Regions from separate parts of the Homo sapiens genome. Here region 1 is linked to region 2. Evidence: read pairs that join two places in POLR2A ChIA-PET (ENCODE). Cell type or tissue: K562. All regions are shown on one strand. Each heading gives the region's core, and the rest is flanking DNA. Links, peaks and the distances in the headings are about the cores only. Region 1 overlaps NFASC (neurofascin). Region 2 overlaps PLEKHA6 (pleckstrin homology domain containing A6).

The links. ChIA-PET counts read pairs that join two places held together with the same protein. Peaks named below come from ENCODE experiments on the same cell type or tissue, not always from the same donor. Only the 100,000 strongest peaks of a DNase experiment are listed, where the experiment ranks them.
Region 1: POLR2A ChIA-PET joins it to region 2 with 6 read pairs; 1 of 35 experiments calls an interaction of 5 or more read pairs at or near these places.

Annotation. Positions count from the first base shown.
Region 1 is chr1:204,858,869-204,861,779 of GRCh38, forward strand. All of the region lies in intron 1 of NFASC (neurofascin), which reads left to right. Among named protein-coding and RNA genes, the nearest start is that of NFASC, 32 kb to the left of the region's middle. In K562, for the core only: a CTCF peak has its summit at 1,341; a DNase peak (open chromatin) is centred at 1,243; H3K27me3 peaks cover 444 bases.
Region 2 is chr1:204,349,532-204,352,442 of GRCh38, forward strand. The region is part of intron 1 of PLEKHA6 (pleckstrin homology domain containing A6); the gene reads right to left. Among named protein-coding and RNA genes, the nearest start is that of PLEKHA6, 8.9 kb to the right of the region's middle. In K562, for the core only: no CTCF peak of the experiment used is centred there; a DNase peak (open chromatin) is centred at 1,575; H3K27me3 peaks cover 1,861 bases.

The sequences.
Region 1 (2,911 bases), core at 179-2,678, 510 kb after region 2:
CCCACCGCCAGGCATCTTGCTTTAGTGGAAGCACACGGGGCACTCCTTTATCTCACAGCCGGTTTTACCACCCGTCTCTTGCCCTCCGCTATTCAGTTGAATGCACTGACTTTTTTTTTTTTTTTTTGAGACAGAGTCTTGCTCTGTCGCCCAGGCTGGAGTGCAGTGACGCAGTCTCGGCTCACTGCAGCCTCTGCCTCCCGGGTGCCAGCGATTCTCCTACCTCAGTCTCTTGGGTAGCTGGTATTACAGGCGCATGCCAACACGCCTGGCTAATTTTTATAATCTTAGTAGAGACGGGGTTTCGCCATGTTGGCCAGGCTGGTCTTGAACTCCTGACCTCAGGTGATCCACCCACCTCGGCGAATGCACTGACTTCTAACCATGCTCTGCTCACTGTGCCAGGTGCTTCTGTCCTCAGAGAGATCCCCCAAGCCAGGCAGCCGGGCAGGGTCTTCCCCCGCCTTAGCCCCTAGATGGGACCATCCTTGGGACTGCTCATCATTGGCCACAGCAGTTGGTCCTTCATCTCTTCCTCCTGTCCTCAGTGGATGGGAAGATGCCAGGAGCATATGGCCAACCAGAAAGTCTGTGTACCTCACTATACTGTAAGCTCCATGGCAGGGATTCTGTCCTTAGTGCCACATAGTGGGTGCCCAGTAAATTATCTGTGCTATATTGTGGAAAACATGAGACAGGTCTGAAGGATGTCTGAGACAACAACTGGGTCTTGGGTCTCTAAACCAATATTTCCCAGAGGCTGGGTCTTGGGTCCCGCAGCTGCACTGAAGGAATCCATTGAATATTTAAAGTTGTTTTTTATGCACATTAAAATTCACTGCTCCCATAATTTACTGGCTGTAACAACTAGTAAGGGATCTGGGCCTAAAATAACCATTTAAGACTTAATGTTATTAGTCTTGTAATTGCTGCTAAGGGTCTTGTCTTTTCTCTGAGTTTGTAAATCCTCATGCACAAAGATTAGGAAAACATACCCCTAAGCTGGAGGGCGCCAAGGGGACTGGGCAGTTGGAGACCAAACTCAGCTGCCTTCCTGATGTGTTGGTTTCCTAATAAAGCCTTGAGCTGGGGGTGCAGATATAGCCGTGGAGCATCTGTGAGCATCCTTGGGGATCAGGGAAGAAAGGGAGGGGTTACCCGGCAGAAGAGTGTGGCGTGGGCTGCCCTCATGACAAGCAGCTGCCAGTGGAGAAAAGAGCCTTATCTTCAGGGAAGGGACAGCTCCTTCCCAGCCTACAGGCTCACACCCTGATGGCCCAGGAGAGATAGCAGTGATGTTGTAATCAAATGGCCATGATACTGCAGGCAGGGATTAGAGTCACCAAGAAAACTAGCTGTATTGGAAATGTCTTCCTCTGGCTTATCTCAGGAACTGTTCCTGCTTCTCCCTGCAGGGGATCATTTTCCAACATGCCTGTCTCTAGTCCTCATCAAAAAGCATTTATGAAAGGCCTGATAAGTTTTGGTGTGGTGAGAGGTCAGGGCACATGGGCTGACTGTCACTGGAGTGTGGGCCAGTGTCCCCTGTGCCACCCTCACTTGTCTGCCACCTGTGAGGGTCTCAACACTGCTGCCTGTGAGAGCTGCCAACCAGAGCCATCAGCTGCTGCTCTCCCATACCAGAGCTCTCCTAGCAGAATTTAGCACAGAAATTCTGCCCACTTCTTTTTTCTTTGGGGAAAAAGGTAAAATACACTTAACATAAAATTGGTTAAAATTTACCGTTTTAAAGTATGCAATTCAGTGGCATTTAGTACATTTACAATGCTGTGCAACCACCACCACTATCTAATTCCTTAAGACTTTTATTACCCCAAAAGGAAACCCTCTACCAATGAAGTGGTCACTTCCCATTCTTTCTTCCCTTTAGCCCCTGGCAATCATTAATCAGTTTTTTCTCTATAGACTTGCCTATTCTGGACACTTCATGTCAGTGGAATCATATAATATATGGCCTTTTGTGGACTTAGTATCATGTCTTCAAGGTTTATCCACATTGTAGCATGGATCAGTTCTTCATTCCTTTTTGTGGCTGAATAATACTCAATTATCTATATATGGCACATTTTTATTTCTCCATTCATCCATTGATGGACCATTTGGGTTTTTTTTTCTACCTTTGAGCTATTGTGAATAGTGTTGCTATGAACATTTTTGTGTACAAGTTTTAGTTTGAATACTTGCTTTCCTTTTTTTTTTTTTTTTTTTTTTTTTTTGGAGACAAGATCTCATTCTGTCATCCAGGCTGGAGTGCAGTGGTGCAATCATCTGTCACTGCAGCTTTGACCTCCTGGGCACAAGCAATCCTCCCACCTCAACCTCCTGAGTAACTGGGACTACAGGCATGCACCACCACACCCAGCTAATTTTTGTATTTTTTGTAGAGATGAGGTTTCTCCATGTTGCCCAGATTGGCCTGCAACTCCTGAGCTCAACTGATCCACCTGCCTTGGCCTCCCAAAGTGCTGGGATTATAGGTATGAGCCACTCCACCTGACCTGAGCACTTGCTTTCAATTCTTCTGGGTATATACCTAGGAGTGGAATTGCTGGGTCATATGGTAATTCAACATTTGGCTTATTGAGGAACTGCCAGACTCATCTCACTTCTTTTTTTTTGAGACGGAGTCTCGCTCTGTTGCCCAAGCTGGAGTGCAGTGGCGTGATCTCAGCTCACTGCAAGCTCCGCCTTCAGGGTTCACGCCATTCTCCTGCCTCAGCCTCCCGAGTAGCTGGGACTACAGGCTCCTGCCACCACGCCCGGCTAATTTTTTGTATTTTTAGTAGAGACGGGGTTTCACCATGTTAGCCAGGATGGTCTCGATCTCCTGACCTCGTGATCTGCCCACCTCGGCCTCCCAAAGTGCTGGGATTACAGGCGTGAGCCACCG
Region 2 (2,911 bases), core at 227-2,726:
CTCCATCTCAAAAAAAAAAAAAAAAAAAGAATCCTTGAGTTCTCCTCACAGCAGGAATAAAACTGGGCAGCAGATTCAGCAGGCGTTAGGGTGGGCTGTGGACCTGAGCAACAGAGACCCAGCTCGAGCCTTGGCTCCAGGACTTGCTGCTTCTGGCCCTAGGCAAGTCATGAGACTTCTCAGTCTCGTTGACTTCATAGATCAGAGTGGCGAGGATGCCCCAGGTGATGGCACCTGGAAGGTGAGAGCAGTGGGGGAGGGCCTATACATACCTGAAGAGCCTTAGTGCGCATGCTGTCTCAGTGTTTCACTGAAAGAAGTGACTCATCTGTGAGTGCGAAAGCAAGTTGAAGGGTGAAGACTATCTTTAAAAATAAATATGTATAGGCCAGACAAGACTGCAATATGACATGCACCACTTACAGTAAGGGTAACACGCATGTGCTCCTGGAATGTATTTCTACTGGTTGCAGTCAAAAATTTCGATGTCTTCCTTTTAAAACATTCTGGCCAGGCGCAGTGGTTCATGTCTGTAATCCCAGCACTTTGGGAAGCTGAGGCAGATGGCTCACTTGAGCCCAGAAGTTCAAGACCAGCCTGGACAACATGGTGAAACCGTCTCTACCAAAAAATACAAAAATTAGCTGGGCACAGTGGCAAGCACGTGTAGTCCCAGCTCCTTGGGAGGCTGAGGTGGGAGGATGGCTTGAGCCAGGGAGGTCAAGGCTGCAATGAGCTATGATGTCACCAGGACACTCCAGCATGGGTGACAGAGTAAGACCGTGTCTCAAAAACAAAAACAAAAATAAAAAAACCTTTCTTGCTCTTGCAGATGTTCCAACCTGTGTAACTTGTGTTCTGCCCTCAGCAGAGTGAGCTGGTAAACTCCTTGAGGTAAGAGCCATGTCTCTAATTTGTCAAGAATTCCAACCATCCCACCACCATCCCCTCCGCAGGGCTGGGCTCAGAGCAGGGTTGGCCTCTAGTGCAAGCTCTTCACAGGCTGGAAAGCAGCCACCAAATCAAAAATCACTATGGAAGGAGAGGAAGGAACCCACCGCTGACGGTGCCAGGCACTGCTCCCAAACGTGTGCTCTGGAGGTCCAAGTTCTCTCCATTTTACAGATGAAGAAATCAAAGCTCAAAGAGGTAAAATTGTCTGGGAGATGGGGGCGGGGGGAGGACCAGGACTGACGTCTTGGTTTGGATGGCCCCTGGTTTTATCACTGCCAGGGTTAGCTCCTGAGCCGCCCTGTCAAATCCCCTAAACGTCCCATGAAGGCCAAGACGACTCACACTGCAAAACATACACACAAAGGGTCGGAAACAGCACAACATTCTTTCCTACCTGCCTTTTTCTGGCTTTCCCAGTCCCACGAGGGAGAGAGGAGAGGGCTGTGCTGGGGGCATCTGGGATCTGTCTTCCTCCTTGTCCAGCCCTTGTCCTTCTCTGCCTCTTTTGAGGCTGACTTCCCCCAGCTCACCACCCTCCTCTCCGAACGCCAGCTAACCGGTTACCCGGGCAACCCAGCTGGGAGGCCGCCAGTTACCACGGCAACCCAGCATGGCCGCCAGGCTGCCTTGCTTAGGAAGGTCAGGGGACCAGCCGGGCTACCGAGCAGCTGGGATGCTGCTGGCAGGACTGGCCCAGGCAGGGGGAGTGGGGTGTGGCGGGGGGGAGGTGGCCTACGTGCCTGAGATAACTAAGTTCCTGCTGTCAGGGGCCACCTTTCCCTTTGACATGTTTCCCATGAAGCAGGCTCCCCCAACTTGGGCATGAACCACAAGCCGTCCTCCCCAGTTCCATCACCCAAGCCGAACCCGACCCCTCCCACCTTCTCTACAGAGTTCCGGTCGCCTCACCTCCAGGAAGGCTTCTCAGGCTGAGCAGCAGCCAGCTGTCATTCAGCCTAACCCCAGGCCCTCTCACCCTCCGCCCTTCCTGAGCATATCCAGGAGTCCACACATATGCAACATGCGTGTGTCAGCGTGCAGATGTGGTCTCTCTGTGAAATATGGTGGTAAAAATCATAAGGAAGAGCTAATATTTTCTAGTACTTACTATGTGCCTAGCATGTTGTAGGTGACTTGTGTGAAGTTTCTCAATTGAGCCATACAACAATCATATTATCCTCACTTCGCAGATAGAGTGCCTGAGACTTAGAGAAGGTGAGGGACTTACTCAAGGCTGCACAGGTACTAACCAGCAGAGACAGGGTGAGGCTGTGTAGGGACCAGCTTCCTGGAATTCCTTCAGCTCCTGCCCTCCCCAAGCTCCTCCCACCAACCAATCCCAGGCCTGGTTTCAAGGTGACATTTTTAACTTTTATTAAGTTATTAAGTTTCACCATGCCCAACATGGTAAAAACTCATCTCTACTAAAAATACAAAAATTAGCCAGGCGTGGTGGTGCATGTCTGTAATCCCAACTACTCAGGAGGCTGAGGCAAGAGAATCGTTTGAACCTGGCAGGCGGAGGTTGCAGTGAGCCGAGATCTCGCCACTGCACTCCAGCCTGGGTGACAGAGTGAGACTTTGTCTCAAAAAAAAAGATTATTTAGGCCAGGTGTGGTGGCTCACACCTGTAACCCCAGCACTTCCGGAGGCCAAGGCAGACAGATCACTTGAGGCCAGGAATTTGAGACCAGCCTGGCCAACATGGTGAAACCCCATCTCTACTAAAAATACCAAAATTAGCCCGGCATGGTGGCGCATGCCTTGTAATCCCAGCTACTCAGGAGGCTGAGGCAGGAGAATTGCTTGAACCTGGGAGGCAGAGGTTGCAGTGAGCCAAGATCGCACCACTGCACTCCAGCCTGGGCCACAGAGCGAGACTCCGTCTCAAAAAAAAAAAGAAAAGAAAAAAGAAAAAAAGACTATCCAGTGCCACATGTTTTCTTCATATTATTTT